Regions from separate parts of the Homo sapiens genome. Here region 1 is linked to region 2. A link is a loop called in an ENCODE intact Hi-C map of the cell type or tissue named here. Cell type or tissue: heart right ventricle. All regions are shown on one strand. Each heading gives the region's core, and the rest is flanking DNA. Links, peaks and the distances in the headings are about the cores only.

Evidence for each region. A loop is a pair of places that touch in the nucleus more often than their neighbours do. Peaks named below come from ENCODE experiments on the same cell type or tissue, not always from the same donor. Only the 100,000 strongest peaks of a DNase experiment are listed, where the experiment ranks them.
Region 1: it touches region 2 in a loop (2.3-fold over the local background); 3 of 110 quality-filtered maps call a loop at or near these places.

What each region holds. Positions count from the first base shown.
Region 1 is chr15:101,012,466-101,028,443 of GRCh38, reverse strand. It overlaps LRRK1 (leucine rich repeat kinase 1), which reads right to left. Exons shown (of 34, transcript NM_024652.6): 11 at 14,016-14,128; 12 at 13,042-13,118; 13 at 7,262-7,391; 14 at 6,487-6,599; 15 at 5,847-6,061; 16 at 3,477-3,641; 17 at 2,307-2,479; 18 at 1,063-1,183; 19 at 647-806. Among named protein-coding and RNA genes, the nearest start is that of LRRK1, 100 kb to the right of the region's middle. RefSeq lists an enhancer at 137-1,336 and a silencer at 12,866-13,160. In heart right ventricle, for the core only: no CTCF peak of the experiment used is centred there; DNase peaks (open chromatin) are centred at 1,083, 1,763, 4,183 and 4,833; H3K27ac peaks cover 2,884 bases.
Region 2 is chr15:101,188,835-101,200,761 of GRCh38, reverse strand. The region is part of intron 2 of CHSY1 (chondroitin sulfate synthase 1); the gene reads left to right. Among named protein-coding and RNA genes, the nearest start is that of LRRK1-AS1, 43 kb to the right of the region's middle. RefSeq lists a silencer at 2,264-2,558 and enhancers at 6,716-7,259, 10,387-11,274. In heart right ventricle, for the core only: no CTCF peak of the experiment used is centred there; a DNase peak (open chromatin) is centred at 7,331; H3K4me3 peaks cover 2,917 bases; H3K27ac peaks cover 6,947 bases.

The DNA of each region.
Region 1 (15,978 bases), core at 981-8,980, 170 kb after region 2:
AGTGAAGTGCTGAAACGCTGTGTAGTTCCCTAAGCGTGAGAAGGCTGCGATGTGCCTTATGGAGGAAACCTGTGTGTTAGATAAGCTTTGTTCATGAATGAGCAATAGTGCTGTCAGCCGTGAGTTCAATGCCAACAAATCAACAACATATATTAAGTATGGCATCTTTACGCAGCAACACACATAAAACAAGGTTCTGTACTGACGGGCTGGTGAGTATGTGGTGACCAGAGGCTCGCAGGAGCCCAACGCTGCGTCTCTCCTAGGAGCACTGGTTCCGTATTTGCTATTTCAGTGATCGCGGTGACTTTACAGAACGTTAAGTCCTGTGGCTAATGAGAATCGATTGTAACTGTTTGACCTCTGTCTCCCTGACTGAATATCAGCCCCGGAGGGCAGGCGCCAGTCCATCAGCTTGTATGTCTGTCCTCGTGGCAAACACAATGCTGGTGTAGAGTAGCTGTTTGTGTTCTCTCCCTCCAAGGAAAGAAGGGTGAGAGGGAAGAAGGAAGGGGAGGGGGATGGAAGGCAGAAACGCAGGCTGGGTGTCGGTCTCTCATTCATTACTGAGGCCAAGCTGAAGTTAGCAAGTACAGACAGTTCCATTTCTCACGGGCACCCTGCCACCTACCCCAGCCCCACCCACCTGACTGCAGGTCCTCGTAGTCCTTGATGTCGTTGTCGGGCGTCTGCTCCACCAGCTGCTCCAGCTGCCTGTCCGTCAGGTACTGCACGTCGTCGTCCCGGCTGCGGCGCTGCTGCTCTGCCAGCACGGCCTCCTGCAGGCTCAGGTAGCTCCTGGGGATCTGGGGGACAGTTGGGCGAGGCAGGGTCTCTCAGGTCCCAAGGCACACCTGCCAGCTTGGGCAGATCCTGCCCGGCCCCTGTGGCCTGAGGGGGTGGGACGTTTCCACCCACTATCTTCCATCCTGACCCTCCCTCACCAGGAACCACCGAGCCTTGCCACACAGACATGGGCTTCACAGGAGAGAGGGGGAAGTGAGGACCCCCAACAATGGGAAGCAGGCAGACTGGTTTAAACTGGACCAGCAAGGTACCCACCAGCCGCCCTGCCAGTCGCTGGCAGCCGATGGTGCTGCCCACGTCCTTCATGCTGCACGTGACGTGGAAAATCAGCTGTCGCAGCCCTTCCTGACCTTCCAGGCTCTTGCAGGAAATCTCACTGTGAGCAAAAAGACCCGTCTTTACTCATCATGCCCCACTCCGAGGAAGCGCTGCTGCTTCTCTGTTTCCCTGAGAGGTTTGTCCTGAACGCTGGCAAGTCTGGAGAACTCGTGAAAGACAACACAAGAAGTTTATTGAGGCCTTGCTTTGTGCAAATCACTGTGCTGGGTGCCCCACACTGTGTCGCTTTAGTCTGTCTTCCCAGACTAAACATGGCACTTCACGGAGGAGGAAAGTGAGGTGCAGAGGTACACCGAGACCCCCAAGGGTACAGGCTGGGCAGGCACAGGCTCACACAGGCTGGACTTGGGTTCTGACCCAGAGCCAGGACTCCTCTTATCACAGACCCCATGGGACTTTCTCAAGGGCAAAGCAGGAATTCCTGACAGCCTCATCCTGTATTCCGAGCCAGGCCAATGTGTCCCAGGCTGACCCATGCACCAATACCCGTGGCGCTCTGCCCCGGGCGAGGGAATCTGAGAGCCATCAGTGCAGATAATGCAATATGCAGTGTATTTTACTCCCATTAGGGCACACTTAATTTGCTGAACCTCATCTTCTTCACCTACAAAGTGGCAAACAATCCCCACAACCTGCAGGGCTGTTGTGAAAGTCCAGTGACAGGCAGTCAGCCCAGGGCAATTGGACTTATCTGTATGGACACGTCGTGATGCCTAACTGAAAGCCCCTCCAAACTCTTGGCCCTCTGTGACTCAAAGGCTGCTATCAGGACCACTCAGACCCAATGGAAGGACTGGCCCTCCCTCCCCAGGGTCTGTCCTTGATCAGTGATCAACAAATGAGATGGGCAGCAATTGGTTGGGTGGTGCCCACGTTCAGTCTCCTGGTTCAATAGGCACCATGCATTTTCAGCACTGGCCCTTGGGGCGGGGATGGGGCAGAAAGGAAGCAAAGAGGGGCACCTCCAGGCCTCAACCAGCCAGCCGTCTGGTAGGTCTTCACCCTCCCCAAGGCTGGGTCAGCTCTGTGGATGGCCACCCTTGGCCAGGAAAGGGGCCTAGCCCCACCCAGACTCAGGAGCTCTCTGCAAGCTGATCCCAGGAAAGATCAGCGACTGGCACCCACAAGAAGGCAGGAGCTGCCCGAGGCTGGGCACTCACTGTAAGTGTTTGAAGGTGATGTCTGGGAAGCCTGTGGCCCTGGAGCCGGAGGGGGAGCGGCAGAGTGCCAGCACATAGGCACGCAGCGTTGCAATCCTTTCCACACGGAACTTGGCTTCAATTAAATCCAGGTGCGTCCCGACCACCAGCACCACGGCGTTTGGGGCCTTGGCCTGCAACAGAGAACCCCACGGCTGAGTACTGTCTCTGTTCATGGAACAAGGGACAGGACAGAGCTCCCAGCTGTGCAGGTGCGCTGACCCTGGATGCCACGGCCCTTGCTCAGCCACCAATCTGCAGCCTTGAGACGGTTTGGATGTTTGCCTCCTCCAAATCTTATGTTGAAATGTGATCCCCAGTGTTGGAGGTGAGGCCTGACGGGAGGTTGGGTCATGGGGCCAGATCCCTCATGAATGGCTTGGCACCTTCCTGCAGTAATGGGTGCGTTCACCCTATGTCAGTTCACAGAGGAGCTGATTGTGGAAAGGAGGCTGGCTCCTCTTCCTGTCTCTCCTGCTCCCTCTCTCACTATGTGACATGCTGGCTCCCCTTCCCTTCTGCCATGACTAAAAGCTTCCTGAGGCCTAACCAAAAGCCAACAGATGCTGAAGCCATGCTTGTATAGTCTGCGGAATTGTGAGCCAAATGAACCTCTTTTCTTCATAAATTACCCAGTCTCATTCCTTTCTAGTAATGCAAAACAGACTGCGCTACAGGATGTCAGCCCAGGCAGCACCTGTGCTCCTCATTCTCCGTGAACCTGAGGGACTGTTGCATTGAGGGGTGTCTATGGTGTTCTGTGACCTCCTCCACGGAGGGTGCTGAGTTGGACTTGTGGGGAGGGATTTCTGACCCTTCAGACATGACAGCAGCCATCAGAGGCAGGGAGACAAGGACATCTTTATAACAGGAAGGGAACCCTGCTCTGCTTTTGGATCCAAGGGTGGGGGTTCCTAAATTTAAGGGAAGCGGGGAAATTACATCACCAGCCCTCAGCAGAGGAAGGTTTCAAGTGCCTCACTGTGAAAAGCAAGCAGGACCACGGTTCTGGGGCCCTCTGTGGCAACATAACCCCCTTTTTTTCTCAGTACAGGGGATGCTTGAGGGAAGCGGTGGGACCTGCAAAGCTCTGGGCACTGAAATGGCAGGGCTGGCGTCTGGTGTCCTCACCTCGATGTTGAGCAGCCAGAACTGGAGGTTGGCCACGGCCTCCTCCCCCAGCGCCAGGTTCCAGACCACCACGTACAGGGCCTTGTCCGTGAAGAAGCACTGGTTGACAGTGGCCATGCTGGCCGGTCCCCCGATGTCCCAGACGTTGAACTCCACGGACTCAACCTACTTGAGCAACAAGGCAGCGACAGGGAGGCATTTTAGAGACAAAGGCTTCAGTCAATCAAACGGAGACAACGGATAACTCTGGAGGCTGGACTCGGGGGTCTGAAAAAACAACCGTGGAAAAGTTCTGGACACTCTATTGTTTCTTAGGAAACAGTTATCTGGGCGAGGGACAGGGGCCCGGTGGCATGGGGGTGGGCTTCTGGGACTTCTGTCTACTCCTAGCAGAGCAGAGACCAGGCCCTGGACAGACTTCAGAGGGCCTGGCTCTGTCTGGGCTGCAGATGGGTAGGGGATGCCCTGTGGGAGGAAGCTGTGCTCTGATGTCACGGCTTGCACTGGGGTTCAGCCTCCCTGTGTGCCAGGGCAAGAGGAGGAGATGGGCCTCTGAACTTGTGGGGCTCAGAGGGTGGCGCCCACCAAGGATGCTGGGAAACTCCCTCCCACCCTGTGGGAATCAAACAAAAGATGAGCTGTTGGGCTGCCGGGAACGGCTGTGTAAACGGTGGTTTCTCTATCATTGCATGAGGTAAGAGTCTGGCCCTGGATGCTAAGGCTGCAGTTTTCTACAGAAAGGAGTCATCTCTGTGAGGCAGCATCAGCCTCCAAGACACAGTGTGCTGACCTGGTTTTGTATAAAGATGAAAACAGCTGTTCTCAACTGGCTGAGGCCGGCCACAGAGAGAGCGGCGGGCTCAGCCTTCACAGGATTGTCCTTCCACTAAAGGGTAGGGGGTTTTAATCATCGCAGAAAGGAAGTGGGGGTGAAGGTCAGGAAAAATAGAAGCACGAATTCACCCCTCAGGCCTCAGCTAGAGGAAGCTAAGAGAAGAAATGAGATTGCATAACTGTTAAGAAAAAGGCAAAGCTGGAGAGAATGCAGAGGATTCTGGTTCCTGGAGAGAACCTTCAGACTCGAGTCAGCTAGATTTGCTCCTGGAATGTTCTAGGATTGGCCTAGCGTTGATTGTCGTGTTTGATTGTTCTGGCCCCAACAGGCAGCGCTTCACCCCTTGGAGGACCAGCTTCCAAGTTCGTGTTAGAACAGATGCACAGCTTCAATGCCTACTTTTTCAAAGCAGGTTTGGAAAGTGGTTGTGTGTGGAAGAAGCTGCAGTGTTTGGTTGGCACTGTGCGTGGGAGCTTTGGGGGAAAATCATGGACCATCTGGATCTCAAGCCTCCTCAGTTTTCCACAGTGAAGCAGCCTCTTGCCCCTTGGATCCCGAGGAATCACAGGGTGGCAGAAATCCAAATACAGTTGATGAGGATGGCCTTATCTATGTGTGTTCGTTCCCCGAGCTCAGAGAAAGGGCTAACTGCCCCTGCTCTATTCCAGGGATGGAGTTCCCACCAACAGTCCATGGCTCTTTTCTCTGTTACATGAACAGGAAAATGTTCATTTCCATTTGCCTGGCACTGAATGGAAAGCAAGATGATTAAGAAGTTTATGGATGGACTCAAAAAATTTTTTTTGAATGGAGTCTTGCTCTGTCGCCAGGCTGGAGTGCAGTGGCATGATCTCGGCTCACTGCAACCTCCACCTCCCGGGTTCAAGCAGTGATGGATTCATTTTAAGTAGGGCTTAGAAACAGGACTTTTCAGAACCTGGGGTGAAAGCAGGTGTCAGGGACGGCAGGGTGTTAAGTCCCAGAGTGCTTTTAGCCTCCTCATCAGGGGGCAGATGCTGGTGTGTTTCACTGCCTGCAACAGTGGTTAGCTCTCAGCCCTGGGGGTGCCTTATCCCAGACCACTTGAACTTGAATCCTTGGGGTCAGAGAGCAGTGAGGTGAGGCCTGGGAATTGCTATCTTTAAAAGCCCCTCAAGGGAATCTAACAGACAGCCGGGGTTAAGAACCACTGTCCCAGAGCCTCAAGTAACTATAACAGAAACATACAGGGCAGGTGGATCATTTAAGCTGGGGAGGTTGAGGATGCATCCAGCCTGAGAGACACAGTGAAACCCTGTCTCAAGAAAAAAAAAAAAGAAAAGTAAAGAAAAAGAAAACATCACAAAGTCACATTAAGAAATGATTCGCTGCTCTTGGCAGAAGCTGGTATGGAATGGTACACAGTGGCTCCTGCAAAGGGCCTGAGCTTTGGACACCAGGCTGAGAAAATCCTGGGCTCTCTGGGGAGAAGGGAGAAGGAGTCCAAGGGATGTTCCTCCCACCCACAGGGACTCTGCACGCAGACCATCCTTGACCTTGGCTCTCGAGCCAGCCGGCCTCTGGAGCTCCCACTTGGTGGTCCTGATGGTGGCCTCTCCATGCACCACCTGGGGGGCCCTCCCCGTCTGTAAGATCTCCAGGAGGGTGGACTTGCCCTGGCGCGGGGGACCCACGATGATCATCTTCATCAGCTTGCACTTTTCCGCTTTCCGCAGCTGAGCACGCAGGTAAGACAGCATTGCTTTGGGGCCTGTGCAAAATCATTAAGGGGAAGGGTAGCTGCGTGGGCACATGCTCACATCTCTTAGGACACAAAATCCTGTTGTGAAGGAACTCCTTCTTTGTGTTTTAGTGGGGACAGTTAAGGAAGACTACTGGATCAGGGGGAGGGAAGGCATGACACTAACCACCCTAAAAGCGAACTCTAAGAGGCAAGAACCTATGGACAAAATCCTTGCTGCCCAGGAGGTCACAGTTGTATCACCTGGTCCTTCTCAGTATAGTGACCCTCAGTAACGATTGCTTTAGGGACAATTTTATAGCATCTTGTCAAATCTGGAACCTGGAGCTGGGCTCCATGGGTCACCAACTGTCTCCACCCCCAGAACTTAACAAGTGGACTGGAGTTGTCTTTCCAAGAGGTGATGGCAGGGGACAGGGCTGCGGAAGCCCTACCTTCTTTTTGGATTTCTGCAGGCACATTGCTGATGGTCAGGTCTTCAGTGTCCAGCTGCCAGAGGTTGCCCAGCTGCCCCAGCTCAGGAGGGAGCTCCCGGAGGCCAGGGTTGCTGAAGACAGATGTGTCCACCACGAGAGAATACACACACACACACACACACACACACACACACACACACGCACACACGTGGCTCCTGTCAGCCTCTGCAGCCTGTACCCCAGACCCCACACTTTGAGCCCTGATTTCAACACTAATTCCAAAGGCTTTCTCCTGGAGGATCAGTGATAGAAACGGCAGCTCTGTCTTCTGCAAATCCCCACGGCTTAGAATTGAGTCCCCTCCCCCAACTTTCCTGTCTCTGCTACTAAGTACATCCCCATAAAGATGATCACTACCTCTTCCCGAGAAGGCGATGTCCCTTTAATATTAATATAACATTTTACACTCTCATCAAGCTTTGCACACTGCCTAGAACCCCTGGCAGTAGCTGGCATGCAATGGGAGCTCAGTAATGAAAGGATGAATGATTGAGTGGTTCTCCTCATCACAGCCCAAGTGATGTAGTGAAAGTGTGTATCATTGCATTGCTACTCCGTCTTCCTCTCTCCCCACCTCCTTGATCAAGCCCTGTTCCGAAAATCTCACTACTGCTTCTTGGAAAGTAGATGGCTTCTTTCTGCCTGGCTTTCTGTGTCCCAGTTGGTTTAGGGATGGGCGTTCTGCCTCTCTGGGCCAGCAGAGCCAGCACGGCCCCTCCAGATGTGTACTTACTTTCCCAAGTAGAGCTCTGATAAGCTCTTCAGTAGGCAAACCGAGGGAGGGACTGTGTCGAGGTGGTTGTCGTTCAGGCAAAGGACTTCCAAAGACTCACTTAGGAAGGCCGGAAATTCCAGCACACTTGCTGCAAAGACATGGCAAAGCAGACTGCATTTAAAAATAATTCTGGACCGTCACAGCGTGGTGACCAGGTGGGCGTATAAACTGATGCAACCTCCAGAGGGCATTTTGGCAAGCCTATCAGAACAAAATGCTCACCTCATCGACCTAGCAATTCTCATTCTACAGATAGCTTTGCATGCATGTGTGGCAAAGATGTGAGAATGAGGACACTCAGTGGCAGAGATAGAGGACAATCTACAACAACCTATGTGTCCAGCCACAGGGGGTTGGTTCAATGAGTAATAGAATAATTGCAGCTATTACAAAGTATGGGGCAGGTCTACATATATGGGGGTATGAAGTAATACTCAAGAGCTACCCATCAATTGAAAAGGCAAGGTGCGCCAGGCTGGTGGCTCACGCCTGTAATCCTAGCACTTTGGGAGGCCGAGGTAGGGGGATCACAAGGTCAGGAGTTCAAGACCAGGCTGGCTAAGATGGTAAAACCCTGTCTCTACTAAAGATACAAAAATTAGCCAGGCGTGATGGTGGGCACCTGTAATCCCAGCTACTCGGGGGGGCTGAGGCAGGAGAATTACTTGAACCTGGGAGGTGGAGGTTGCAGTGAGTTGAGTTTGTGCCACTGCACTCCAGCCTGGGTGACAGAGCAAGACTCCATCTCAAAAAAAAAAAAAAAAAAAAAAAGTTCAGAACCGGATATCTAGAAGGCTTATTAGTGTAGCAGAAAATGTGTGCACACATGCATGCACACACACGCATACCATGTATATGTTATATGCACACACACCACACCTGCACATGTGTATGCACAGAGGTTACAGTTGTTAGACAGGAACACAATGGTTACCAGAGATGCACTGAACTCCATAGTTGTCTCTGGGGAAAGGAATTACTAGAGGACTGAATATTTATCCCATGCCCTTTGCTACTGTTCAAAAACGGTGTTTTAAAATATACATGCGTTGCTTTTTCCATGAAAAAAAGCTAGTTAATGAAAATATACCACAGTTGGCTGTTTTTATGCTTCTTACAATGCCATTCTTTGAAAAGCCAGCCAACTGTTTAGTATTTAAGTGACTTTATTAATTAGGCTCACTATGAGATTACCATGAAAATCATGTCAAATTTGCTGTTTCCACGGGCACCAGAGCATTTGAGTTGAGAAAGAGCTTGGAAACGCACACTGATGGGAATCAGAGGTTTGGATTTCAGCAGAATCTCTGAAGTGCCTTTATCCTCCCTACTAAGGCCTGGAGAGGGGGCAGGACAGCATGCCTGGGAGCTCGGAGAATTCAAGATTAAACAACTGCCTCAAAGCCCTCTCATAGGGTTCCCTGCCAGACATGGAAAATAGAGAAGCCGGAGTTCTTTTGTTGGGCTGAAACCAGGCTCGGTTGCCCTTGATCATAGCTACCCCGCCTCGGCTCTGGCTTTCCTCCACACATGTAGCTGCAATAACAATGGTAATGGGTAACCTGGCCTCTGAGAACATTCAGGGAGAGCCGATAATGGAATACCAAAACCAATGCCTGGAAAATCTGCCCAGCTAGCTGTACTGTGAATGGGACTCACTGCAGGGGCTCCTGCGGAAATAAAGGTGCACCGGCCTTCTAAAGATGGCTTTGTATGAGTCCTTGCTAGGTAAGGAAATGTTCAAAAAGCTTCCTTTTTTTTCCTTCAATGAAAAAAGATGATCAATATTAGCCTGCCCTAATTCACATTTTCATGAAAGAACGTCATAATGAGAAAGGCTTACTTTCTCCCCAGAGAACACATTCTAAACACCTGGCCTCTGTGCTTTCCAAACTTTTAAAGTTTCGCTACGGTGTTTATGAAGCCTCTTTAAGTAAGAGATGGCTGGAATAATGAGCTATGATTGCAAACAGAGGCAACACCTGTAACAGACCTCCTGGCCCAGTGTTGAAAACGATGGGCACTGAGCTGGGGAGAACACAGTTCAAGGTATTTAAGAACTGTAATTATTTATTCATAAGTTATTTATGACTCTGCTGGTCTGATTTTTACCGTAAAAACGGCCATCCAAATTATTTTTGGATGAGGCCACTGCACAAATATGACTATTTGGATGTACATAAATCTACTTGGAATTTTACTATCCTACTGCAAACAAGCTGTCTTTTGTAGATAATTCCTTACCCAAGGGTCCATGGCCCTGGGAGAATAACCCTACTGAGGAAAAGGGTTTGCAAAGAGCCGCCTTCTTTTCACTCAGGTGTGGGCCTCAACTTTCTAGATGAAGTTTAAAGAATCAAGAGGCCTTTGTCATCTGCCAAGGCCAAGATTCACCTCTGCCAGAGAACCTCCCAGGGGCGCGGCCCCCTCACATGGCTCCCCAGATGTACTTCTGCGGGCTGCCAGCTGTCACTTTCTAGAGCATTGGTACCGCGCGTAGTCCTATGGTGCTTTTCCATGCATGCCTGTGATTTTCCCCACTGGCGTCTCATTGAGTGCTGAGCCCACTTCCTTGCACACTCCTCCGTGGTCCCAGGAAGGATTCGGCATTTCTAAACTGGAGACACGTTTCTAATCCACACAGCAAGTGGCTTGCGTGACCGAGGTCTACACTAGCTCCTGTTCTCATACCCATCATCCCGCCTGGCATGAAGGAGAAGATGGTGTTTGTTTCCCCTTCCTTCTAAGTGAAATCCCTATGTCTGGACTCAATTTCTACAGTCCTAAGGCTCTTCATTTATAAAAGGATCAGTTATGAAATTCATAATTGCATTTCCCTATTCGTGTGGTTAAGGACCTTTTCATTTGTTTCCTGGCCCTCTGGACTTCCTTTTCTGAAAATTGTTTATATCCCTTGCCCATTTTTTTTGCCTATTGTGTTGTCTTTTTTTTTTTTTTTTTTAAATCAATTTGTAAGCATTCTTTGTATATCAGGGACTTAAGCCAATTTGTGTTGCAACAATTTGTGTTGCAAATATTTCTTCTTAGTCTGTTTGCATTATGACTTGGTTTATGATGCTTCCCACTGAACACAATTTTTGAATGTTTATGAAGCCAATGATTTCAGTCTTTTTAAAAAATTATTCCTGGATTTTCCAACTAGATTTTAAAGATCTCCCTCATAGCAAAGTTATACCTATATTCCTTAAATGTTATTGTTTTCTTTTTTTATACTTAAACCTGATTGTTGTAATCTAGTATCGTGTTTTGTCCCCCTTCCAGGCAGGAATATCAACACCGTTTATTAACGCACGCAAGCATCCTTTTACACTAAGTTGAAGTTCTGCCTTTGTCATATATTACATAATAACAGTCCCCAACCTTTTTGGCACCACGGACCGGTTTTGTGGAAGACAATTTTTCCATGGACTGCAGCATTGGTGAGGGGGACAGTTTAGGGATGAAACTGTTCCACCTCAGATCATCAGGCGTTAGATTCTCATAAGGAGGGCACAACCTAGAGCCCTCACAGACGCGGTTCACAATAGGGTTCGCGCTCCTATGAGAATCCAATGCTGCCGCTGATCTGACAGGAGGTGGCGCTGATGCTCACTGGCCCACCGCTCACCTCCTCCTGTGTGGCCTGGTTCCTAGCAGGCCAGGGACCAATACCGGTTCGCTTCCTGGGGGGCGCTGGGGACTCCCGATGTATTTCTATGTTTACTGAGGTCTATTTTTGGACTCTTTTATCTGGTCCACTGATATTCCTTTTTCAGTCACATATAAATACACACGCTCTTATGGGACAGATCTCTATGTGTATCATACTCAACACACAAGCACACCAGTTCATCCAAGAGCGTAGCAGCGGCAAACTCCCTAGTTCACCTCCTGCAAATGTGTCCTGGCCTCTGTGGCGTCACTCATCCCTACCTCATACTATCTGTACTTGCCAACAACCATCTATCAAACTGAAGAAGAAAGTTGTATTATGTTTAAAACAACCTGGATGTGGGTTCTGGTTTTCTGGGCCAGCATCCTGAGGGATATTTCTGTGAGCAGAGCTGGCTTTGGAAGTTGTAGCTTTGAGGTTAAGAAGCAGAGCTGGTTGTTTAATGAAAGGGACAGCTCCATACCTTCCCCTGTGTCTCACAGAAGATAATGGAACAAAAAGAGCTTGTTTACCTAGATGTACTCTCTGCTGAACTGGCCTTGTTGTGTGACCAGCACAAAAACTAGGAAAGTTCTGTCTCTGTTGAGTTTTGGGGAAGACCACGAGCCCCTGTGCAACCTTGGCCTCACCTCAGCCTGTGGGTCCAAAGGCGGCCGTGATCCATGTGGGCTTTGCAAGATACCATCGTGTGGCAGTAGAGACTTAACAGCACGTAGCTGCTGGTCCAGGGCTGAAGTCCCACAGTCCTGGGATGAAACCTGGCTCTGCTACTGAGAAGCAGCCACACAACCTGGGACAAATCAGTCAGTCCCTATGCCATGGATTGAACTGTGTCCCCCGCCCCCCACCAAATTCATATGTCGAAGCTCTAATACCCAATGTGACACCATTTGGAGATGGGATATTTGAGCTGTAATTAGGTTTAGATGAGGTCATGAGGGTGGGGCCCTTATGATGAGATTAACATTCTTATAAGAAGAGGGGCCGGGCGTGGTGGCTCACACCTGTAATCCCAGCACTTTGGGAGGCTGAGGCAGGCGGATCACTTGAGGTCAGGAGTTCAAGACCAGCCTGGCCAACATGGTGAAACCCTGGATATCTGAGAGGAGGGCGCCAGCACTGTCAGGGGCTAGCAAGGGCCTTCTTCCTGGCATCCTGTATTGTATTAAAATACAAAATTACTATTTGGAGATGGGATATTTGAGCTGTAATTAGGTTTGGATGAGGTCATGAGGGTGGGGCCCTTATGAGATTAACGTTCTTATAGGAAGAGGGGCCGGGCACAGTGGCTCATCTCCAAAAATACAAAAATTAGCCAGGCATGGTGGCACATGCCTGTAATCCCAGCTACTTGGGAGGCTGAAGAAGGAGAATAGCTTGAACCTGGGAGGCGGAGGTTGCAGGGAGCCAAGATCGCGCCACTGCACTCCAGCCTGGGCGACAGAGCGAGACTCAGTCTCAAAGAAAAAAAAAAAAAAAGAAGAGGAAGAAAGACCAGAGTCCTCTCTCTCTTCACTATCTCAGGACATAGAGAGAAGGATGCCAGGAAGAAGGCCCTCGCAAGCCCCTGACAGTGCTGGCACCCTCCTCTCAGATATCCAGCTTCCAGAACTGTGAGAAAATAAGTGTCTGCTGCTGAAGCACTCGGTCGGTGGTATTTTGGTGTGGCAGCCAAGCTCAGACACCCTGGGAGCCTCAGTCTCCCCACGTGCAAAATGGGGAAATGTGGCCCATACCTCACGTTGTGAGGATGAGAAACTCTCACATATGTAACCTGCCTAGGGCACTGCCTGGTGTGTAGATCAGCTGCACATATTAGCTGCTGGCATCACTGGCCTCCACGCAGGAGAGTGGGGCTTGAGGATACTTGCGTGTCACACGTGGGACAGAAAGAATGGGCGCAGCTCATATGCAGGGTTTTCATTTGAACTTGGACATCTGTGGCATTGCAACAGGGCATTGAAGGGGAAGGCCCAAGATAAGGGCGATCCCCACTTTGGTGGAGCAGGAACCAGGCTACCCCGGCTGTCTCATCTGGGAACACCGTCTCCCAACCCACACACACCTGCCTCAGTCCCGGAGCGCTGGCGACCTCTGGTGGTGAAAAAGGCAATACGCTTCGTTTTCAGTCCATCTTCATTTCTGGGGGGAGGAAAAAGAGACAAAATTTGAGGACAGCACGACAAAAGCATTACTTTTGGCTGTGATGTTATAATGCCAAGCCACGGAGATAGGGAGCAATTCATGTGCAACTCTTCAGGGCCTGGCAGGGGCGCACGCTGCAGTGGCGGCTGCCTTTTTCACTGCCCCCACCCCTCCCCGCAGAGGTCCTCCTTGGGGTGCAAGTTCCACCGTGATACTGCAGAAGTGGCCTTCTGCAGATAACGGGGGCGGCTGGTCTCCAGAGGCTGGCTGGGCTCATCCCGGCTTTCCACCTATTGGAAGGCTTTGGGGCTGGGTGCTTTTATTCAATTCCACGTCCATTTCAGTTAGTGATCAGCAGAGACTTTTGAACAGAATTACAGATTGGGCTGAAGTGAGAGACAAGATTCTCCAGCAGACTAAAAATTAAAAATGAGAGGACACCATTAGGGGCTGTTTCCCCCCACATTCCTGTGTCGAAGCCCTAACCTCCAATTCCTCAGAATGTGACTGTATTTGGAAACAGGGCTGTTAAGGAGGTAACTAAGTTAAAATGAGGTCATTAGGATGGACTCTAATCCAATCCGACTGGTGTCCTTATAAGAAGAGGAGATTAGGTCACAGACGTGAACAGAGGCCTGACCGCAACAGGACACAGGGAGAAGACGGCATCTGCAAGCTAAGGAGAGGGGCCTCAGGAGAAACCAACCAGGCCTGCCCACACCCTCACCTCGGACTTCAGCCCCCAGGGCTGTGAGGCAGTGATTTCTGTTGTTAAGCCCCCAGCTGGCGGCTCAGCAGCCCTCGCAGACTCACATGCCACCATTCAGAGGACCTGCTCGACCGTGGCCCCACACACGCTTTGGAACTGGCCAGGGAGGAGAGGCCCCTGCTTACTTGCCAAGTTGGTTTCTGGAGAGATCCAGGGTTTTGAGCTGCCTGCAGGTCCACTTCTCTTGAGGTGGAAGTGCCGCCAGCTGGTTCCCCTGTAACCTCAAGAACATGAGGGCCTGAGAGAGAGAGGGAGGGAGAGAGAAGCTAAGATAGCATCAGATACAAGAAGGGAGGGGAGACTGAAGAGCCAGTCAGTTCCCAACCACGCGCAGTCAAACGATTCCAACCAATTTTCCTTCACGCAGATCCCAGCTGTGTGGGGCCCAGCAGCCTCTTCAAACTCACGAAATGATATCAAACAGTGCGACGGGGCCATCTATCTACAGGAGCTCCTCCCTCAAAGGCAGTGAGAGGCAATTATTCTAGAGTGAAAGGAGCCCAAGCAGCTGTCAGCATTAAGGATTCTTAAGAGTACTGATTACCGGTGTGTCTCTCTGGGGAAAGTGCCAGACTCTGATGGTTTGGAGGACAACGGCTCACGGCTGGTGGGGGTGGCATGGGGCATGCAGTACAGTGCTGGTGTCTGCCACCTCCTGGTGGGTGGCCTCCTGGGCCAGCCCAGGTCTGGGGACGGGGTGGCAGTGCCACCAAGGGTAACTGTCCTAGCCGCATGCCCTCTGCTAGCCGACACAGTCCCAAGCTGGGCCCCTCAGGATTATCAGCATGTCTGGGGTGCCCCTCGTGGGTAGCCCTCCCTCAGCCCTACTGCAAACAGACCCTGCAGGGAACCCAGTCACCAAGGGGGATGAGGGGCTACCTTGCACCTGTAACACGTTTTATTCTTTTTTTGTTATTCTTTTTATTTATTTACTTTTTTAGAGATAGGGTCTCGCTCTGTTTCTTAGGCTGGAGTGCAGCGGTGTGATCATAGCTTGCTACAGCCTCAAACTCCTGGCCTCAAGCAGTCCCCCCATTTTGGCCTCGCAAAGTGCTGGGAGTACGGTTCTGAGTCGCCGTGCCCAGGTCTGAGCCATCATGCCTGGCCCACGTTTTACTTTGCAGGAGTACCTTAGACATGCTATCTCCCTGCTTGAGGACATCACCACAGCCACCAACTATCCCGCCCACAACCAGGGCGGCCTCAGGAGGGCCACAGGCTGTTTGCTGCCCCACATTAAATTCTCTCCTCCTGGTGCTTTTGTCTCCTTCCTTGTTGAAGGGGCTCACGCCACCGCCCACCATCAGAACCGCTGCAGCCAGCCCCCTCCTGCTGAAATTCTATGGAGACCCTGCCATGTGCCAGACCTCAGGGTCCCCCAAGCCCCCACATACCCACCCACCCCTTCCCAGTGTGGAGAAGGAGACCTCGAGCAGACACATTCCCTGCAGGCCCACAGTGAAGCTCTGGACAAGGCTCTGCCTCTCCTGATTTGCTGCTTCTGGGCTTTGGGGGAAGCCAAAAATCCAAGCCTGCTAGTTGTTGGTGTGAAATACGAGAAGACAGACTCAGAACAGGGGCCCAGGGGCTGTGGACAAGGCCTGAAGGCCAGGAGTACCCTGCGAGGAGTATGATGTGGGACCACCCCCCCCCGGGGGCACCCCGCGTGGCTCCTTTCTTCTGAGAAGCGTGAGTCCTGTCCCTGGGTCCCTGGCTTTGCCCTGTGCTTGTCAGGAGCCTAGGACATGATAGCCCATCCTCTCTGAGGATACACATGCTGAAGGGGCCTTCGCTGCCTTGTGGGGGTCGCCGCACACAAGAGGCTGCACCAGGCCTTGGAGGAGTGCCCGTGGGGGTCCTGGCAGTGGCCTGGCAGGACCGGGGGCTGAAGCCTGTGCAGGGTGGCCTGGGCACTCTGCCTGGGGGTCCACTACAGGGCCCCTGGTGAGGCTGCCCTGATGGGGCCCCTTCTGGGGTTGGCCCTGAGCTCCAAGCAATGAGTGTGATCCACGGCCTGTCTGCCTAAGGACCCGCCAACCACCTAAAACAACCTAAAGCGAGAAGGTACCCGTATTCTGGGGTAGGCAC
Region 2 (11,927 bases), core at 3,928-11,927:
AAGGTGAGGCTGGGGCAGAGGAGACCTAAGAGATTTCTGCAACAGCCAGGTAAGAAATGAAGAGAATCATAGCTGAGAGGCTTGCTTGCGGGCTGCAGAAGAGTGGGTACATCGGAGAGACTCGGGAGCTGCATCTGGAAGAGTCTGGTCCCTGACCCATCTGGGGGTGCAGGGGCTGGCAGGTGTTCTTAGTCAGTGCATCTTTCATGGTACTTAAGAACAGTTCTTGAACAATTCTCCTAACCTTGTTTGTACTGTTAGTTTGCCCTGAATTGTAACCCCAGAAAAGACTTTTGTGACTTTTCTGGTCCAAACCAGGCAGGAGACAAACTGGGACCAAATTAGTCAGGAGACTTGCTCGAGGACACAGCCTGTGAGAAGCAGGCCAGGCTCCAGCCCGTGTCTTCTTCGCGTTGTGTTTACCCGTCATGTGAAATGCAGTAGGACTGCAAACCTGAATAATTTTGTCGATAGATGGCATTTTTGCGTAAAGGCGTCTCTTATTTTTTACGTGGATACTCTTTAAAATGAAAATCAAAAAAGTTATTCTGGAAGTAAACTGGCTCATGAAATGACAACATATGGTGACAGCATTTCGTCTTATTCAACCTAGAATGTCATCTTAGTTCCCGGATGATAAGGGATATTTGGAATGAGGTATTTATTTTATGTTGTAGAATATTGGATAACTGCCACAGTACCGGGCATATAGTGAGTATTCACAAAACATTGGTTGCGTGAAACGAATTGTGTGAGTCACTTTTTCTTGTATCTTATTCAGAACGATGCTTCAGAGGGCTTTTGTGACTCACTTGTCTCCAGTTGCTGATGCAGCTGTAATGCTGTTAGACACAGGGATCAAATGAACATACGCTGCTGTTCGTGGTTTTGGGGGTTCTATTTTGGGGAGTGCTATGTCTGTTTTTAGTTTCTTGAAACTGCCTTTTATGCACAAAACCGAAGTAGACTGAATCTATAACTGCAGAGCCACACAGAATCTGGTGCGTCGTGTTTCCTGTCCAGCATTGCCACTTCCAGGTTTTTCATCTAACTTGAATAAAACATGTTTATTTTTTACAGAATTTCCACAAAATTTTATTTTTGAAGTTGCTTTTCAGAAAATCTGTTTTTAACTGGTAAAATACATGTCACATCTAAATACACAGTTCAGTCATTTAAGTATGTAAGTTGCGCAACCAGTCTCCAGAACTGTTTCATCTGAAATGATGTGTTTTTTGTTTGTTCGTTTGTTTGTTTTTGAGACGGAGTCTCACCCTGCCGCCCAGGCTGGAGTGCAGTAGCACAATCTCGGCTCACTGCAACTTCCGCCTCCTGGGTTCAAGCGATTCTCCTGCCTCAGTCTCCTGAGTAGCTGGAACTACAGGCGCGTGCTACCACGCCCGGCTAATTTTTTGTATTTTTAGTAGAGACGGAGTTTCACCATGTTAGCCAGGATGGTCTCCATCTCCTGACCTCATGATCCACCCACCTCGGCCTCCCAAAGTGCAGGGATTACAGGCATGAGCCACTGCGCCCGGCCGCAGTGATGTTTTTTGAAGGAGTTCTGTTAGAATTGAAAAGGTAGGAAGCTGGAGGCGCAGTGTCCACAAATGTAACAGAGTGTCTTGGTGTCAGGAAAACACAGCAGGGCACAGGTCAGGCATGTGGTTTGGGCAGCAGCAGTGGGAGCAGGGAGCAGCTCAGTGGTAGATGGGAAGGCAAACTGCTTAGGAGGATGCCACACTTAGGAATGAGTTTCTTTAGGCGAAGTCTGCACGTGCCTGGTTTACCTCCAGTAAGTGGGGCTCCAGCATAAAGGTGAAGGCTCTGGATCACAGCCAGCAGACTCTTTGTGCTGTGTAAAGGGTTGGCGGGTAAATGTTTTAGGGTTTTTGCAGGCCGTGGGATCTCGCTCCCAGCTGCTCAGCTTAGCCACTGTAATGCAAAAACAGCTGTAGACAGTAACAAAAGTGAGTGTAACTGTGTCCCAGTAGAAGTTTTAATGGGGGATTTTGGCCAGTGGGCCGTAGTGTGCCGACCCCTGCCCTGAGTTACAGATGTAAGTGTTTCTGTTTTGGGCCTGGTACTACGACTGCTGTTTCCTCTCAAGTTATCCAGTTTTTGAAAGTACGCTTTCTCCGCAGTGAGATGGGAGCAGTACCTGTAAAACCTGTGCCTGGCATGCGATGACATGAGATAATCTGTAAAATGCCACTCGGAAAGTAGAAGTTACTGATGTGTTTTTTGTGAGCGGTGACTCTGAAAACTGGCTTTTAAATCATAGTTCGTTCATGGGTTCCCGTGTTTAATGTAGTAGCCAACTTAAGACTTACGAGAGGGCCAAACCACCGTCACAGACACCCGAGAGGACGCAGCAGAGACAGATGTTAATTTCTCTGTCCAGTAACGGGATGGCTTTTCCAGGATTTCGGGGGACTGTGTTCCTTGTCATTGAGGGGTCCAGGGTCTTCCATTTTGCTTTACTGCCGTCTCCTGTGGCATTGTCCTTCACCGGTCAGTAGCGTGGCTGCTGTGCTTAGGTGACAGACAGCTGCAGGAGAGGAAAGAGCCTGGAGACACAGAGCTCAGAGCCAGGTCTTAAGCACAAGCCAAAAGGGGAGCGGGTCTCTCACTCACACTCTGCTTGGGGGGGTCTTGGTTCACACCTAACTGGACAGAAGGCCCGATAGCCGGAGTCAGACCACAGTCTGTCACCACAGGGGAAGGGGGACAGATACATTGGCGATGAGGTCGCAGTCTGTGCGACGTGACGGAAACAAATCCTTACATCCCAAAGTGAGTCCCCAGCAGGCTTTCCTCTCTTTGGTGGACTGGGTTTTTGTTTCTCAGGTTTCAGATATAAGGCGTCCAAATACCACTCGCGGAATTCTTAGCGTATACCAAGGTCAGATGTTTAAGAAATGCTATTGCACAATGTAGTTTAATTGACTTTTAGGTTTAAAAGCTCCTAATTTGAGATTCAAATAGGCTTCTAACAAGTATTTCCATTCGTAAGAATCCTGGCTTCTTAGGAATCGGTCACCTGTATTTGTAGTTTTGGTTTTGCTGTATAGTAATTTAACATTATATACATTTATAGCTTTACATTATATAAGGAATTTATCATTTAACATTATAAATTGTTTATAATTTAACATTATATAAATGCCGTAATTTGGGGTGTCCTTAGATATTTGCCCTGAATTTGTCTCTCCTAGAAAATCATTCTGGCTGTAATCGTAGATACAAGGACTTGGGAATCTTCTCAGAGTATAAACCAGCAGATCAGTCCAGATGGAAACGTTTCCCTTAGGGTTCCTTCCTTTAAATTTGTGTTATATGGCTTTTAGTTCTTCCTCTGCCATAACAGGTGAGCTTGGGAATACATTTGTGATTAAACTTACATTTGGGCAGGTATGGAAGTGTCTTGTGATTAGTTACCAAAGCTTAACGTGACCTTTAAATAAGGAACATAATTAATGGGCTTCCAGTCAAATATATCAATAATTTGAGGGAAGAATCTTAAATTGCCAGGCATTGCCTCTCCCCACTCCTTCCACCCGTTGGGGCTGGCCTTGAACTCCTGGGCTCAAGTGATCCTCCTGCCTCAGCCTCCTGAGTAGCTTGGACTACAGGCATGTACCACCGCACCTGGCCGGAAAATCTCAAATTGCATAATGCCACTTTCTTTGGGAAGAAATCAAGCAAAATTTGTGATTCTTGAGTATCTGTATAGATGTATACTTGTGAAGTAGGTAAACAAAGAATAAAAGAATTAAGACTAAACATGCTTTGCCCCTTTTTGTTCTAGGAATGTACCAGTAGTTCACTGAATTGCTGGGGTCACATACAGCCAATGTGGTATATTGAAGGGTTTTTTTAAAATTATTTTTTCTTTCAAATACAAATGAGGTCTTGCTATATTTCTTAGGCTGTCCTCGAGCTCCTGAGCTCTAGCGGTTCCCTTGCCTTGACCTCCCAAAGTGCTGGGATTATAGGCATGAGCCACCATGCCCAGCCTATATCGAATGTTTGACAAATACATTTGAAGCCAGGGCATTTACATTTAAATTGTGGCTTTATTGCTGGTGTTGGCTAATCGTCCTATAGTTCGCATAGTGTATATGGTTCCTAGTGTATATAGTTTATAGTCTAGTCATGGATCTCGGGGTGTAATCCCGCTTGGTGGCATTACAGTGCTGTGGCTTCTCTCAAGTTAGTTTGACATGAGTTATACCCTAAGATAATAACAGTGGTTATCACTAGGTAGACAGAATAGGTTTAATGTTTCTTTTTACCTCTCTGAGTTTTCCTGGTTTCTGCCAGTAAACATGGGTTATGCCGTAAACCTTCCCACTTCTGACACCTGGCCTTCACATCAGCATGGGACACCAGAAAGTGCCTGAATAAGAGCCAGCAAAGAAAAATGTTTTCATTTCTTCTAGTGTAATTTATACTTATGGATCTCATGAGAATTACATTGTTTAGTTAGGGTATGCTTATTTTACATATATGTTTTTTTTTTTTTTTTTGAGACTGCTTCTCGCTCTGTCACCCACGCTGGAGTACAGTGCTGTGATCTTGGCTCACTCTGTCTCCCAGGTTCAAGTCATTCTTCCGCCTCAGCTGGAATTACAGGCGCCCTCCACTACACCTGGCTAATTTTTGTATTTTTAGTAGAGACAGGGTTTCACCACGTTAGCCAAGCTGATCTCGAACTCCTGACCTCAAGTGATTCACCTGCCTCAGCCTCCCAAAGTGTTGGGATTACAGGCATGAGCCACTGCTCCTGGTCTTGTATGTCCATTTTTAATATTTATATATAATTTATATTAACTAACTGGGGTGTCGACACTATGTATCTGGAATTTGAATCTATTTGATAGTCTCTCCTGCAATTACCTCCTCCCTGGAGACAGGGTTTTTTTTTTTTTTTTTTGAGACGGAGTCTTGCTGTCACCCAAGCTGGAGTGCAGTGGCACTATCTCGGCTCACTGCAAGCTCCGCCTCCCAGGTTCACACCATTCTCTCGCCTCAGCCTCCTGAGTAGCTAGGACTACAGGCACCCGCCACCACGCCCGGTTAATTTTGTTTTTGTATTTTTAGTAGAAACAGGGTTTCACCGTGTTAGCTAGTATGGTTTCGATCTCCTGACCTCATGATCTGCCCGTCTCAGCCTCCCAAGGTGCTGGGATTAGAGGCATGGGCCACCACACCCGGCCAGCTTTTAAATAAAAAATGTAATAAAAAGTTTGTAGCTTTCGGTTGACACATGACTTATACCTTTACCATTAGCCTTTAAACTTTCTCACATCTGTGAAATTTTTGTTGTTCTTATAGCTTATAATTTTCATGTCTCTTTTTCTTTGGTTGAAATCCTGACACAAATAGTAGGATAGCTTGGTTTTATTTAGCAGTTAATGTTGTTAACTATTTCAGGAAAATAAGATGATCCAAAATATGATTATTGCTCAGGTGTGATATATGAGTATGTAAGTACTGTATAGTTTGCAAAGTATAATTAGTTTTGTAATCTTATATGTGAATATGTTGCATTAGAAGGAATATTTTTCAAATGTCAGAGTAGGATTATGAGTGATTCCTCCCGTTTCCAGAATTTTATAATAAGTATATATTGTTTTATAATAATAAAGAAGGTTTAAAAATAGTTCATCGTAAGTGATGTAAATGTTTCTACTTGACGGCATTTTAAGAGTCGCGTGGGTTATGGGCGAGCTTATGAAATGCGGTTTGTAAGACTACTTTTCATTCATGAATCCCTCTATTTCATTGTAGTCAGTCTGTTATAAGACATATGTTGTGGAATCTGTTCAAAACCTGGGGAGGAAGTGCATGAGATCTTATCTTCTTGGCATCAGAAGTGTACTCTTGAAAGTAGAATTTTGACTTTTTGAGATGCCACTGTTTATCCTCCCACCCTTCACAGCTCTCCCTGTCTCCCTTCTCCCAACCCAACCCATGCATACAAAAAGTCAGGGTTTGTGATTTAATTTAGAAATAGAGGCAAGATTAGAAAATGGAATTGTGTGGAGACTTGGAGATCATGTAGCATGCAGCAGATCTGTTCTAGGAGGAGTAGGAAGCTCTGGTTGTGAGTGATTGAAGACCACTGCACTGTTCAGAAGCAGCTGTCGCATCCTCTTCCGTTCAGCACCTGATTATTATGTAGCTTTATTTAATGGTGCAAAATACCAAGTAGAGAACAAGGAACATAAGGGCAAAATTAATGGCTGGATAGCTGTTGTGGCTACGTAATTCTGATCTAAAATTAGTTTAGAAATTACAATTGAAAATGCAATTGTGAAATATCATTTTGAAATACTTTAAAATGCTGCCTAGCCTACTGAAATGTTTCTCAGTTGAGGTACCCATGTAAAATGTGTGCGTACACATGGACACACAAACAGGCTAAGAAAGAAGCAGAGGAGTAGAGACATTTAATTAGTTGAGACAGGTTTACCTCCAATGAAATTTTTCTTTTCTTTCAGTTTGTAGCACGTGGGTGGTCTATGTGTTAATGTTAATAATAAAACAGAAGTTACCCATTCTTAGATTACTTAACTCTACTGTCACTAGTGATGGCTTTCCTGCCGAAGGCGCTCCGTAGCTACATGAAGAGGGCACAGAGAAAATTACTTGAAGCTTTCGAGTCACTTTCACTTTTAAAAGATGCTGGTGGCCTTTGGATCCCACTTTGCCCTGGTGCTTGGCCAAGGCCAGGGCATCTGACCGCCCCTGAGCACATGGAGGAAGAAGGTGGTAGAGGGAGGTGTGGAAATCCACGCTGATGGCCCTACCCTTGCTGGTGCCCTCTGTTGCTGGGACTCAGTGCCCCACCTGCTCACCAAGCAGAAGTGATGTCAGAGTGGTCTCCATGGCCAAGAGAGCAGGTTTTGTCAGGCAAGGAAGGAGCGTGAAGATGCACACTCTCCTGGTGTGGAGCATGGTGCTATCCCCAGCGTGTCTTCCTCGGTGCCAGGAGTGTTGGTATTGTGTGCACATTAAATAGAGGACTTTCCCACTCTTCTCTTTACTCTTATGCATTATCTGACCCAAATTTGGGTCCATGGAGTAAACATACTTGGTCAGAAACTGTGAATAGTCATTTCCAGCATTTAAACCTTTCTTGCTGATGACGCCATTAAAATACGCACATGTGCATGCACACAGCGTGACTGCGGCTGGAGAGGAAGGAGCGTTCGCCTGCTCCCGGGCAGCTGGTCAGGCTGGTGGCCCAGCCGTTTATGCTTGCTCCGTGCTCCAGGGTGTGGCCCCTTGCCCAGGGGAAGAAATGAATGTTCTGAAAGAGCACAGCGTATTCTTCAGTCTGCTCCAAGGTTGATTCCCTCTGGAAAGCTTCCCTGGCCCCCTCACTGCTGTCTGGTCTCCCTCAGGTTTTCCCTGCTGGAGAGGCCTTCCCTGACCCAAGGATATGATGCTGCAGCCCTGCCCTCGCTGCTGTCTCCCCAGCTTCGTGGTTCTCCAAAGCTCTCATCCCCGTCTGACACACTCCTTGTTTGTTGCCTGCTTGCCGGACAGGCATTTCTAGTTGTCTTGTCAAGAACCAGCCCGAGAGAGAGCTGAGAGCCAACCTCGGCTTTGCTGTGTGCAGTGGCTGCGGGGTGTGAGCAAGTTGCTGAACGCACAAACTAGAGTATCCCTGAAAGTAAAACGTGCACAGTAACAGAGCTACCTCGTCGGATTACACCAGTGCATACAGGGTAGGTCCTTGGTATAGCTTCCGAGAGATGTTAGTTGTTAATGTTATTATATAAAATCACATAAATTATTTCACTTCAATGGGAGAGGAGTGGTAATAAGCATTTTTTAAAATTGGGTGCCTCTGAAGGGTGAAAGGGCTGGCTGACAGTTTAAACATGTTGCCTAGAGTTTAGCTAAAAGGATAGTTGAATGATTGTGCAGGGAGGTAGGTTATTTTGGAAATACATGTAGGATGATTACTTTCAGCTATGACATCTTAACCTTTGGATAAATGTTTATTAAGGGAATACATCAATGCCAGGCTCTGCTGTGTGCTGTGAGACCTGCCTTCAAGGCACCTCTGTGGAGCCACGAGGGAGGCGTTTAGAACTCTGAATTCTGAGAATTCTAGTTGATCCTCTTTGAAGGATGCTTTTCCTCTCGTATTTCTGAAGATATTGATCTTCTGTATTTGAAAGTCCCCTTGTCTTAGCTCTTGTTGCCATATTGTTTGGGAGTGGGGGGAGTTGGGGTTAAGGTTGGCTGTCTTGCCTTGGCTGGTCTGCCCCAGACCCCTGCCTGGCTGTCTGGGAATCTGAGGGGTAGGAGGTGGGGGTAGGGATGGGGATGTCTTTTCTGAGCAGGCAAAGGCCCTGTGCAGAGTGTGTGTTCTCTTAGCTCTTGTTTATTGGGCATGACACGTCTCTTCTGTTGTAATGTTTACGTATTGACAGGAGCCACTTACATTGTTGTCTGTGATTAATCTTTTTGTCCTTACCTGTAAACGAGATACAGTATCTACTCATTCATTTATTCAGCAAGTACTTAGAGGGCAATTACTCAGTGCTTGGCACCTAGAACAAAATGAGTTTTGCTCTCAAGGAGTTTAAAATTGTGAGGATTAAATGAGTGTGTTGAGAGAGAGAGAAGTATGGTATCTCATAGCAGATGCTTAAAAATATTTCTCTCTTCTTTTTGTATAGGGCTTTTTAGTTTAGAATACTGTGTTAAAGAACAAACAATCCTACTCATTGTTAATTATTAATTACTTGCATTTTATTTCCACCTACCTCTTTCCACAAAGGATCTGAAGTTTAGTGTATTTTATATATTTCTGTAAATTTTTTTTTTTTGCTTAGAGCAGTGAGTAGATAGATGGATGAAGGAAGGAAAATGAATGAATTTATTATAAATGAGAAGCCAGAGAAAAAGTACTACCAGTTTCCCCTACAATCTACTTAACATAGATAATTTGAGGATGTTTTTTCCCTAATAGGTTGCTTTAAAAAAAAATTAAGTTTTTTGGAGGAGCTTTAGGTTCACAGCGAAATTGAGTGGAATGTGCAGAGATTTCCCAAGTGGCGCCTGCCCCTACACGTGCACAGTCTCCCCCAATATGGACACCTTGTACCAGAGTGGTGGTACCTTTGTTACAATTGGTGAACCTACAGTGACATATCATTATCACCCGAAGTCCACAGTTTACAATAGGAGTCACTCTTGGTGTTGAACATTCTGTGGGTTTAAACAAGTTTATGACAGATACCCTCATATATGTATCATACAGAACAGTTCACTGTCCTAAAAATCCTCTGTGATCTGCCTGGTCATCCTTCCTTCCCCTGTAACCCCTGGCAACCACTCATCTTTTTACTGTCTTCATAGTTTTGCCTTGTTTTGTTTTACAGTGTTATATAGTTGGAATCGTACAGTATGTAGCCTTTTCAGTTTGGCTTCTTTTACTTAGTAACATGCATTTAACTTTCTTCCGTGTCTTTTCATGATTTGATAGTTCATTTTTTAAAAATGCTGAATAGTATTCCATTATCTGAATGTGCCACAGTTTATTCATTCACCAACTGAAGGATATCTTGGTTGCTTCTGAGTTTTGGCAATTATGAACAAAAGTGCTGGAAACGCCCATATGCAGATTTTTGTGTGGACACTAACTTTTCAGCTCTTTTGGGTAAATACCAAGGAGCTCACTTGTTGGATCCTATAAGAGTATGTTTAGTTTTGTAGGAAACTGCCAAACTGTCTTCCTAAGTGCCTGTAGCATTTTGCATTCTCCCCGGCAGTGAGCGAGAGTCCCTCTTGTTCCATGTCCTCACCAGCATTTCGCGTCGCTCCTCTCGGCCCTTCTACTAGGTGTGTCGTGGCATCTCGTTGTTTGAATTTGCATCTCCCTGATGACATATGATGACTTTCACATGCTTTTTTCTACCATCTGTGTAACTTCGGCAAGGTGCTTGTTAAAGCCTTTGGCTACTTTTTAATTGGGTTGTTTTCCTATTTTTGAGTTTAGAAATTCTTTGTATATTTTAGATAAGTCTTATAAGTCTGTGAATATTTTCTTTCAGTCTGTGACTTGTCTTATTCTCTTGGCAGTGTCTTTTGCAGAGCAGAAGTTTTTAACTTTAATTAAGTCCAGTTTATCAATTCTTACATGGAGTGTGTCTTTGGTGTTGTGTCTAGAAAGTCATCACCAAACCCAAGGTTGTCTAGATTTTCTCCTCTGTTTTCTTTAGGAGTTTTGCAGTTTTGCCTTTTGCATTTAGGCCTGTGATCCTGTGAAGGGTAAGGTCTGTGTCTCGTTTCATCTTCCTGCATTTGGATGTCCAGTTGTTCCAGCCCCAAGGGTTGAAAAGCCTGTCACTTCTCCGTGGGATTGCTTTTGTTGGTTGCCTATGCTCTGAAAACTGTTCATATTGCTTCCCTGGGAATTTGACACTATGGAATTTAAAGCTTTACTAGCTTCCCTTCCCCACCCACCCTTCCCCAGAAAAACAAACCCACTCCCTCTTCTTCCCTCAGTCCCCTCTCCAGTGTTTTTCTTACCCTCTTTTTTGAAAGAAAACTTTCAGAATGGTGCCTTTGTGAGGTAGCTGTGAAGTGAGAGTCCCCCCTCAGACTTCATATGAACTGGAGATGGCAGACGTGGAGTCTTCAGCCTCACAGGGGTCGTGCTCAAAACCTAGGGTCCAAACCTGTGGCATTTAACCCCACCGCACTCAACACTGTGTAATGACAGAAACACTGACAGTTCTGAGTGTAACGCATGACCCAAAGCTGGGTTGGGACCCCAGGGCTTCTAGAGCAGTTGCTCTTCCTCCGAGGACTCAAGTGGTGGAGCTGGGCTGCGGGAACCCTTGCTCCCCGCCCACAGCGCCACTGTGCTGTCCCCACTCACCAGGCCTCCACTGTCCCAGCGCCGCTGGAGTCTTTAGGCGGTGGTGGGGGTGGTTGGGTTTTTTAAGTAAGACATTTCTTCATTAAATGCTATACGTTAACACGGCGTTGAATGTCTTTATGTCGAATAAGATTCTACAAAAAGTCAGGTGTAGATGAAAAATATCCTAGAAGGAGGTGAATCTGTAGGTCATATTTGACCCACAGATATACTTTGGCTTGTATTTCTTTTTTCTCTCTTTTCCTTTTCTCTGTCCCTTTCCCTTTCTCTCTCACTTGAACTGGTTGCCAGCACTTCAGTTAGACTTGACACAGAACAGCTGGATTTCTAGCTTCCCTTTAAACCCGGCTGCACTGGGCCTGTGTGGCACGTCCTGGTCCCCCCGAGCTCCATCCCTTCTGGCTTACATCCACCTTGTCCCTGTAAGTTTGTTTTTAATTTTATTTTTGATTTAGTTTGTGCTTTGGCAGTCCCCTAGACTAGAGCTTATATCACGTTCTCGTAGAGACATGTTGGGTCACGTGTGACGCTGGTGTGTGGTCCGTGTTGACTGGAGTGGAGAGGGTGCTGAGAGAGCACGGGCGTGGAGGCCAGAGGGCCATACCTGGTGCTGGGTGGGCCGGGTTTAGAAACACCTTGGGAGAGAAGCCTGGTGGCCGCTTCGTGGCAGGCCCGGGCTGGGACTCTTTCGCCCGCCACGCTCGCCGGCTCGATCTTGTGTTCGCGCTTGTTTCTTCTCTGTACGTGACATTTGGGCTTTCACTGCCTGGTACGGCGCCTTTCACGGGAGCGTTCAGTAAATATTGAGTGCCGTGTGTGCACAGGACCTCATCTGTTTAAAGATGGTTCTGCATGTATTCATCCTGCATCATGCTGCCACGTCTGCCACTTCATTTTTTTTTTGTTAAGGCGATGCCTGGTGCATTCAACTGATTGCCCCAGATCAGATGTTTGTGAAGGGAAGACATGGGAGTTTAGATAGTTTTCGGACTGCAGATAAGGGTCTCCTACCACA